Regions from separate parts of the Homo sapiens genome. Here region 2 is linked to region 1. The links are chromatin contacts, found by Hi-C or POLR2A ChIA-PET in ENCODE. All regions are on one chromosome and are shown on one strand. The core of a region is the stretch at or near the end of the contact, and the rest is flanking DNA. Distances in the headings are between cores, read along the strand shown. Region 1 overlaps IGF1R (insulin like growth factor 1 receptor). Region 2 overlaps IGF1R (insulin like growth factor 1 receptor).

Region 1 (4,945 bases), core at 1,197-3,696:
AGGGTGTGTGTGAAATCGTTGAGCCTACTCGATTTTGTCGTGCTGTTGCGCGGTTTTCACTTGGCACTGTCCTTTAAACTCCTTCTGTGCCGTGACTCTGCAGTGTCTGGCAGCGTAGTAGACTCTACTCCCTCTATGGACGTGATCCCTCTGTGGGTTCTCTGCACACTTCTGTATTTCTCGGTTCTTTTTGGATTTAGGAGTGGATTTTATACATTTTTGAGTCATTCCTAAAGAGCGATTGACCCTTAAAGAACTGTGTACAGTGGTTTCCTTTCAGTAAGAACATAGTTGTGTGGCACCCCCTGACATGTGGTGTGGTTGATTCTTCTTCCTTGTCTTCCAACGCCACCCTCTTATGAGTCTCTTCCTACCCCCACAGGTGCCGCTTCTCTGTCTCCCTTCCCTCAGTCTGGCTTTTAACGGTGGTCTCCTGACATAGTCCATTCAGGCTGCTGTAACAAAATCCCATACCCTGAGTGGCTTACACACAACAGAAATACTGCTCACAGTTCTGGAGGCTGGAAGTCCAAGTTCAAGGTGCTTACCAGATTAACTGTCTGGGGAGGGCCCACACTCTGGTTCACAGAAGCACCTTTTCACTGTCTTCACATGTTGGAAGGGGCGAGGGATTTTTTTTCTGGCGTCTTTTTTATAAGGGCACTAATCCCATTTGTGAGGGCTCCACCCTCATGGCCTAATCACCTCCCAGAGCCATCATACTGGGGATTAGGTTTCAACATAAGAATTTTGAGGGGACATAAACATTCAGATCATAGCATGGCTGGAGTTCTGTCCTGGGCTCTCTTTTCACTTTCCTTGTTCTCATCTCATCCACTGGTAACTGCATTGCCTCCTGTCTCCACCTAAACTTCCAAGTATCTCCAGCCCAGAACCCTTTTGAGTCCAGGACCTGTCATTCATATCCATCCCAGAACCCTTTTGAACCCAGGACTTGTCATTCATATCAGACCACCACGAGCATTTCACTACAGCCTCTGATGGTCTTCCCTGTTTCCTCACTTTTGCCTATTTTTTTTCTTTTCTATTCCCTCTTAAGTGGGCCACACTTTTGTTCCCCTGGTTCTTATGTCAGGAATGTGGGTGTCCTTTGGACACTTCCTTCTCCAGTTGGATACCAGGCCCTTTCCCTCCCGAATGGAATGGAAATGCTGCTTCAGCTGTGTTCCTCTGCTCCTCCCCCTTACAGCAGTGACATAGCCTCTCTCCTGCTATTGTGTCCTGTGGCTCCACCGAGCACTGGGGAGCTTTTCAGTATGCACTTTTTTTTTTTTTGGAGAAAGAGTCTTACTCTGTCACCCAGGCTGGAGTGCAGTGGTGCGATCTTGGCTCATTGCAACCTCCGGGCTCCCAGGTTCAAGTGATTCTACTGCCTCAGCCTCCTGAGTAGCTGGGATTACAGGCCCGCACCACCACACCCAGCTAATTTTTGTATTTTTAGTAGAGACGGGGTTTCACCATGTTAACCAGGCTGGTCTCGAACTCCCGACCTCAGGCGATCCACCGGTCTTGGCCTCCCAATGTGCTGGGATTACAGGCATGAGCCACTGCGCCCGGCCATCTAGTGTGCACTTTGGACTGATGAGCTCCCCTACCTGAAATCCTGTAGCAAGTCCCTATAGGATAGGCATGTGGTACAGTGTGAAGCTCCTGAGTGGTCAACAGCTACCCCGTGACAACATGCCACACTCCATGTGCCACTCCCTCCCGCCTGCCTGCTGTGTCCTTGGCCCCAGTGGTGCTCTCCCGTGCTGACCAGCCGGCACGGCTCACCTGGCCGAACTCTAGCCTTGCCTTTTCCTCTCAAGGATGTAAAGGCTCTGCAGATTTCGGGAGGCCTGTCTCCCAGCACCTGATGGGACACTTTTTGCCCCACTGTAAATTCTGGGTGTATCCTCCACTGTATGCTGTCACCCCAAGGGCAAGCACTGCATCTGCTTAGTGAAGGATTTATTGTTCGGAAGATACATTTTCCCCTTGAGCAGAGAGTAGCGTATCCTGGCAGTCTTCGGTGAGCCAGTTGTACCAGGATTATGAAATGCAGATGTTTACTGTGTCATTGTTGCTGTCATTGCTACTGAGGAGTACTGACCAGAATCATCTGCAACTCTTAGTTGGCAGAGAGGACCACTATGGCGGGTAGCTCTTTTCTTTCCTGCCATTGTGGGGATGATTCCAGGCCAAAGATGATGGAGAAGTATGGAAATCATCTGAAAGGTTGAAGCTTGGCACGTGAAGCCATTCATGACTTTGTAAGGCAGTTTTGCTGAAGGCCAGTTCTGCCCTGGGAGGGACGGAGGTGAATCCTCCTGAGTACCTGTGGTTTTCTTACTTCCTGCTGAATTTACCTAAGTGCCTGTTGTTTGCTTGCTGTGGAGGCTTTCTGGTATTTCATTTCAGGTGCAGATGCCTTCACTTTCCCACAAAAAAAACCCCAACAAAACCTAAGACCTTACTGCAACTAAGTCTCCAAGTACTTTTTAACCCATTGGGATGAACAGCCTGTGGTCTGCTCAGATCACCCTGAGTGCGTGTGAGAAGGCCTGGGCTTTGCCAGGAAATCCAGGAAGGCAGGGCCGGGCTGTGTTGGAAGCTGGCTTAGCTGGTGGGGCAGCCTTATTTCAATTAAAAGGGCATTGACTGGGAGCAGCAGTCCTGGAGTTTGTTGCATTTCCTATTGCCCTCAAAATGAGAAACCAGGAAAATAGCAGATTGGAGCCTTCGAGAAGGCAGTAAATGGCTGTTTTTATTGACAAAAGGAAAACATTTTACTGCCATCTCACTGATGGCATCTCACTGACTTAAAATGAAGGCAGGTTGTAGTAAAAAAAAAAAAGTCTACATTTTTCCACCGCCACGTTCTTATATCCTTGTTTGTCAGCCACTGCTCACAAGGGCAGTGTTGTCTTGCGGAGTAGAGGCGCTCTCCTTCCCTCGTTTTCCTCTATAGGTTGGTGTGGCTGACCTGCTAGATCAAAGTGGAGGACCTGTTTAAGAATGTGTAAATTGAAGGCTGGGCGCAGTGGCTAACACCTGTAATCCTAGCATTTGGGGAGGCTGAGGCAGGAGGATCGCTTGAGTCCAGGAGCTCAAGACTGGCCTGGGCAACATGGTGAGACCTTGTTCATATAAAAAAATTTAAATAATTAGCTGGTTGTGGAGGCACGTGCCTATAGTCCCAGCACTTTGGGAGGCTGAGATGGGAGGATCCGCCTGAGCCTGGGGAGATGGAGGTTACAGTGAGCCGTGGTTGTGCCACTGCACTTCAGCCTGGGCGACATAATGAAATCCTGTCTGAGAAAAAAAAAAAAAGATTTTGTAACTAAGTTTTATGGCTAGCTTTGAGAAAGGAAAATAATAATAAAAAAAGAATGTGTAAATCACCTGCTGGATGGGGGGAAGAGGGGCACATTGTCTTTGTAGTGAGACTTCACTCATGTGATGTGCAGTATTTCATCTTAACATTTTTTTTTTAAACTTAAGCTACTTGTGAAGAGCTGAGATGTTTCTGTTAAGCACTGTGTGGTCTGCTGCTGGTCTTCTGCAGGCCACTGTTCCCCAGACTGCTAAGACGATCATGACACAGGCTTGCATTTTCAGGTGGACTCTTGGGAGGGGCTTGTGGACCCTGGAGGAGAAGGCAGCCAGGAGAGGGGCATCTGGCTTTGTGTTGTTGGTAGGAACTTGTCTCGGTTGCCCTGGAAGGCCTCTGCTCTGGTCAGCTGCTCCCAGTGTGGGGGTGATCTTTATTTAGAAGGGGGTCACATGCCCCCAGGCCTCATTGCTATGCCTTTTATAGTCAGGCGTGGAGCTCACATTCTCTTCTGCCTGATTGCCGACGCTTGTTGCCGAGATGGTGAAGCAGTTTGTGTGCAGGTTCCCTGGGACCTGGCTTAGCCCACCTCATTTCTTGGGGCGTGTGCCTTGTGCCTCAAAGACTTTGCTTTTGGCTAATTGTCATTAGTGATGGTGTCACCATCCTGGGCCTCCTTCAGAAGTTTTTAATAGGGATCTCGTCTAAGAGACCAAAAAGCTTTCAGAACCACTGACTTGTGGTGATTTTTGCATGCCAAGTATTTGGAAAATATCTGGAGCCCCTTCAGCTCTCACCAGTTAAACCTATTTGTACAATTGTTCTGGTTTCTTCCTGTGCTTGAAAAGCCTCTTTCTTTGTTGCGTTAATACCTCTGTCTTGCTTTCCTCATGTGTATGCCAGTGTGACATTCTCGGCAGAGTGGGGATGACGTGGAGCGTGTGGGCCCGTGGTTAATCTTGTCCTGAATTGCCTTGCTCAACTTGCGTGTATAGGGTGGTTCAAAAGTTAAGTTTGGCTGGTGGTGAAGTTGGAAGCATCACTTAGAAACACGCCTCCTTTGGGCATATGGTGTGAATCAGGGACTCTGGCTATAAAAGGTGGGGTCTCTGAGCACCATCCTGGTTGGAATGTTCCCCTGACTTGGAGGTAGCGAGAGACAGCCAAGGTGTTTGTTCCAGGGAGGCTGGTGGGTGGGAGATGGGATTTTTCTGTCTGTGGCACAGGCAGTATTAAGTAGAGCAGGCTGTTTAAATCACATTTTAAGTAAAAACCAAAGTGCACAGATGATCTGCAGAACTTCTGGGGGATAAGAAGCTGCTTTCCTCGAAGAAGTTCATCTCCAAACCAGCGCCCATGGCTCAGCAGCCAGCATGGCAGCCCCAGGGGTACATGGGACTTGGGCATGTGAGGCTGGTGAGGGACAGGGACAGCTGGGTCCAGCAGTGCCTTTCCTAGGGACGGTTGCCACGTCACCTGTCTGCCCTGTACTTCCATTTCCTTTCTTTGAACTCGGGGGGCTTGCATCGGACTACCTGTGCCGTTTCCTCAAACTCTAAAATTGAGTAAGTTACTGAGGGTTTCCGTGGTCTGCTCTGAGAAGATTTCTTG
Region 2 (4,945 bases), core at 1,776-4,275, 63 kb after region 1:
TGTGGGTTTAGACATCATGCCGTGACAAAAAGAAGAGGATCTTAGAAGCGGGGGACATTCACTGAAGCTTTATGAGCCTTTCCTGAATCCCTTCAAATCAGATCAAGTTCTCTCTCTCCTGTGCTTAGAAATGCTGCCTGTTAAGTCACGTTGGCTACAGCACCCATCTCAGATCCCTTGTGATTCAGTTGTAAAGTAGATTCTTCTGGTCTGAATTAGAGGCCAAAACACAAGACAGATCAAAAATGGGGAACATATTGCAAATTTCCCCACAAAAGACTGAAGGATGTGTTTACCATTGATTGCACAGGGACTGCAGTGTCTATGCTTTTAGGCATGGAAAATGCAGGGTTTGACTATCGAGTTTAGATTTTAAAGTTGAGGATTGTTTCTTTAAGAAGAAATATAGAATATTATTCAGTCCTAAAAAGGAAGGACATTCTGACACATGCAACAGCGTGAATGAACCTTGAGGACATTATGCCAGGTGAAATCAGCCAGTCACAAAAGGACAAATACTCTATGTGATTTCATTTAGATGAGGTTCCCTGGAGTAGTCGCATTCAGAGACAGAAAACAGAATGATGGCTGCGGTGGTGGGGGGGTGGGGGGTGGTTTGGGGAAGGGAGTGGAGTGATGGTTTCACTTTTGCAAGATGGAAAAAGTTCTGGAGGTGGCTGGCGGTGATGTTGTACAACAGTGTGAACTTACTTAACATTGCTGCACTCTACTTAAAAATGGTTAAAACGGTACATTTTGTTATGGATATTTTCCCACAATTAAATTTAAAAGGAAGATGAGTAGTACTCGACTCATTATTGGATATTACATCAGGGAACTGGAGGTAGGGTCTCACTTACTAGTTACGTAGCTCAGGAACCTGGAACCAGACTCCTTCTCCAGCTGGGCAGTCCCAGGTTTGAGTCCTGGCTCCACTGGAGGTTGTCTGACTTGGAGGTTAATAATAACCTGCCTTAGTCCCAGAGTCCTTAGAGGGAAAATAGGTTATAATACCTGAGTCCATGTGTATCAAGCCATTGCTGGTTCCAGGCCCCTGGAGCACTCAGAAATGGATGACCCCCAGCTGGGTCAGGCCAAGTCCTCCCTGCTGTAGCAAGCGGGACCATTGCCTCGTTCCCCCCACCTCCACATGGAAGGTGCCTTTTGTGTCCTGCCCCATCTCTGTTTTAACAGTCACAAGACTGTAGGCAGATCTAAACTTGTTTGCACATTATTATCACCTGGGGAGCTTTGACGATTCCAAAGCCAGGCTGCCACCCCCACCTCTAGACCAACTGAATCACCATTTCCAGGGGTGGGACTGGGCATCCGTGTTTTCGAGGCTTCTGGGTGAGTACCTTGTGCAAACAAGTTCAGGGACCGTTGCCCTAGACACTGTTCTTCCCCTCATGTCTCAACCTGGGCCTCCTACCACTGCCACCACCACAGCTATGCCACCTGGGATGTGTCCCAAGCCCCCACTTGTCGGGGAAGCAGCTGGGGAGGGGTCTTTGGCCACCTCTGCAGCTATAAGGATCAGAGCAACACCTGGCTTCTGTGCCTGTGGCCCCTGCTGGTGCTGGGTCCCTGGTCCGCACTGAAGGATCCAGGCAGAGTACAGTGGGTCTCCCAGGTCAGAATCCCCTGGGTTGCTTGTTAAAGCTCACAGGGCTGGGCCCCACCCCAGGGTTTCCGATTCAGCAGGTCTCGGGCTGGTTGGATGATGAGAATTTGCATTTCTGTCAAGTTCCCATGTGATCCTTTTTGGGGTCTGGGACCACACTTTGAGAACCACTGGTCTATTAAACAAATCTTTGCAAATTAGGGAGGTGTGTTGTGGGAGGAAGAGACTGATAGTTGAAAGAATATTTGCCTAAATACAGTGCCTAGTATTTGCCAAGTACGCAGCCTTCTTTCTGGCTTTAATCATACAGACTTTCTCAATCACATGTAATTGCACATCCTTTAAGCAGCTTTTGACTGACTTTGGTTTTCTCTTTTGTGGTGATTTTCCTTAAACTCCCGAAGGGAGGGTGGAAGGGGCAAGAGAAATTTTTATTTATTTATTTTAATTTAATTATTTTTTATTATTTATTTTTTTATTTTTTTTTTGAGATGGAGTCTTACTCTGTCGCCCAGGCTGGAGTGCAGTGGTGTGATCTCAGGTCACTGCAACCTCCGCCTCCCGGGTTCCAGCAATTCTCCTGCCTCGGCCTTCTGAGTAACAGGGTCTATGGGCATGTGCCACCATGCCGGGCTAATTTTTTGTATTGGTAGTGGAGATGGGGTTTTGCCATGTTGGCCAGACTGGTCTTGAACTCCTGACCTCAGATGATCCACGCGCCTTGGCCTCCCAAAGTGCTGGGATTACAGGTGTGAGCCACTGCGCCCAGCCAGATTTTATTTCTTTAAAAAAGAAACTTACTAGTTATCAGGACACTTGTGTTCTTGGTACTTGATTTTGTCAGCATTATTTTTAAGAGCCTCTTCCCTCCTTCCCCCTACCTCCCTGTTGAGCCCAGGCTCTGAAATAACATAGGTGCATGTGAAGTTCCCCTACCTGCCATTACCAGACATTGGTGCTGGGCGGCCCTCACCTCCACCTCCTCTCACCTGAGGCCACAGCGGTGTGCAAGGATGTGGTCTGTCTTGAGTGTGTTTTCAAAGCAGCTGTTTGGTCTGTGCCTTGGATGTTTTTCCACAGATAAGCCCAAAAGAGAACCACATCTTAAAACGCCCGTGACCTTGAATGGTCTTTCCGGAGGGGCGGCTGGATTTGTGCTCTCATCGTCTCAGGTATGTGTCAAGCCACTGTTGTTTCAGAGCTGGACACAGGTGCTTAGGAAAATTCCTCACTGAAGGGTTTTCAGGATTTACAAGTTCTTGCTGTTTTTGTGACCTTGTGTGGTTTCTGGTTTCACAGAAGGCTTTGTTTCTTGGTTCTTGTTGCTGCTTTCAGCCTTGGCCTGTAATCACTGGGCGCCAGGGAGGGCTGCGGTCTGTTTCCCGGGGTGTGCTCAGATACCGTGTCAGTTCACATGTGTTGCTGCAGCGGCAGGGGGCCAGGCAGGAGGGGCGGGTGTCCTGAAGCACGCTCAATTTGCTGATCAGGGCCTTCACTTGGATTTTGCACTTGCCGCAGTGGAGACATTCCTCGTAGCTACTCAGTGTGGTTTGTTTTAAGTGGGCCATCCGTTAATTCATGTGACCTGGAACTTGGTTAATGTACTTGCCAAGGTTAAAGTTGAGACGCTGTTTGTTAAACCTTTCAAAGAGGGAAGAAGGTTGCCTTGAATTCAGTTCCAGGGTTTGGGAGTCTGAGAGGGAGGTGGTGAGGGGCCCGGGGAGGCCCTGAGAAACAAAATGCTGGTTAAGGACACAGTCTGCTCACCGACCTCGGAAGTCTCTAGACGTCTAAAGAAGTCCAAGCAAGGAATGATGACCGAAGAGGAACCTCAAGGGTGCAGGCGGCTCTGGGATCTCAGCACATCTCAGTGATGGAATGAGCTGCCGGGGAATGACCCCTGTGGGGGCTGTCCAAAGTCAGAGCAGACACAAACGTAGCTCTCCAGGCCCCATACCTTGGTGGGCAAGAGGGCAGCAAGTGCATCCTCACAGTTGATGGGGAGAGCAGCATTTCAGCCTGCAGAAAAGAGAACCACACAGATGTAAGATGAGGTCTGCACTCACTTGCCTGGTCATGCAGAGACGGAGCTGGGAGCAGCTGCATGACTTTTCAGAGAAGTGGCACACGTTTACTGTAAGGGTCCCAAATGTAGACCACTGCAGATCGTAAGGTCTAGATGGAGGGACCAATAGTAGGGAAGTAGGGGAGAAGAAAGTAAAACCTTACAGTATAAAGACCCATAGATGCTCTTTTGTTTTTGATGTGTGTACGGGGGTTAGATATTTATTGAGCACCTACTGCATGACAGAGTGTTCAGCAATGACAATGCAGAGCTTAATAAGAACAGGTTCTAGACTAATCTTTTAGGGGGTGAGGATAGAACAGAAATAGGTAATTATGTCCTGAGAACATGAGAGAGTGTTGGTGGACAGAACGGCGATGTATCCCCAAGGGCAACTGAAGCCTTCACAGAAGATGCAAAGCCTGTACGTGGTCCTCGGAGTCATGCCACATGGTGACTGGTTATCTTAGTCGTAGGAAAACTGAGAAGCTTTGAGGCATGTTCTATCTGTCTTTGTGGGCATCATCTTCATTATTTGAACAATTCAGAGTGCTTGATGCCTTTTGCTTCGTTCTCACAATCCTTGACACTAAGCTGTGGGCTTGGGTTATAGTCACTCATTCTGTTATTCATGTCATTTTGCCTATCCTTCCACTTCACAGATGAGAAGACTGAGACCCAGAGAGGGTCATGGTTTTCATTAGCCAAATGGTGCAGAAACCCAGTGGTCACAGTGGCTCTCTAGCTCTTTGTCACCCACAGGGCCCTTGATAAGAGTACGGTCTTTCTCCAGGGGAGCAGGGTTGAGGAGTGGGGGCAGCCCTGGCCTGGGTGGCCATATCCTGATTTCCCCTCCCTTGGCCCATAGCTCTCTATCTTGGGTGAGGTGAGAAAGTAAGGCTGCTCCTTGACTGTGGTCCCTTTTGTGTCTGTCCTGCACTGGGCCACCTTCCCAGGGGCCTTGTGTCAGCCTGGTAGTGGTGCTAGTGGCCTTGAAGTGAGAGTGGGTGGATCACACATGGCAGATCTCTGGCAGTGACCTTTTCTGTGGATTTCCGGTGACTGATGATAGCCTCTTTGGAAGTCAGCATATGCATAGCTCTCTGTCTTTTGAAAACAATGGAAAAACCCACCACCAGCCCCAAAACCAGCTGTCTTTCTTCTTATGAATAGATATCCATGAAAAGCAGAAGAGTAGTTTCTTGTAAGTACTCTGGGAGTGCATAATACATTTTAAATAAGATTAAAAATTATGT

What was found. Hi-C counts contacts between places; a loop is a spot of excess contacts on that map. ChIA-PET counts read pairs that join two places held with the same protein, here RNA polymerase II (POLR2A). Pooled maps may share reads with other maps.
Region 2: a map of heart right ventricle shows a loop between it and region 1 (2.1-fold over the local background). The contact joins two enhancer-like sites. A Hi-C loop is called at or near these places in 13 of 168 maps with a recorded cell type or tissue (HepG2, PC-3, PC-9 and 8 more), 1 of 37 single-sample maps with no recorded cell type and 7 of 50 pooled maps. POLR2A ChIA-PET finds 5 or more read pairs at or near these places in 3 of 52 experiments (Caco-2, H1 and HEK293).

Annotation. Positions count from the first base shown.
Region 1 is chr15:98,711,330-98,716,274 of GRCh38, forward strand. The region is part of intron 2 of IGF1R (insulin like growth factor 1 receptor); the gene reads left to right. Among named protein-coding and RNA genes, the nearest start is that of IRAIN, 63 kb to the left of the region's middle. RefSeq lists enhancers at 1,559-2,261, 3,182-4,945. Within about 2 kb of position 2,447, at least 7 of the 41 ENCODE cell types and tissues checked have a DNase peak (open chromatin) inside an H3K27ac peak, as active enhancers do; they include ascending aorta, breast epithelium and mammary epithelial cell, where a contact is called at or near this core.
Region 2 is chr15:98,774,091-98,779,035 of GRCh38, forward strand. All of the region lies in intron 2 of IGF1R (insulin like growth factor 1 receptor), which reads left to right. It overlaps LOC124903560 (a long non-coding RNA gene), which reads right to left. Exons shown (of 2, transcript XR_007064772.1): 1 at 861-4,945. Among named protein-coding and RNA genes, the nearest start is that of MIR4714, 7.9 kb to the right of the region's middle. RefSeq lists enhancers at 1-106, 2,206-3,113, 3,114-4,020. Within about 2 kb of position 3,026, at least 16 of the 41 ENCODE cell types and tissues checked have a DNase peak (open chromatin) inside an H3K27ac peak, as active enhancers do; they include ascending aorta, breast epithelium and mammary epithelial cell, where a contact is called at or near this core.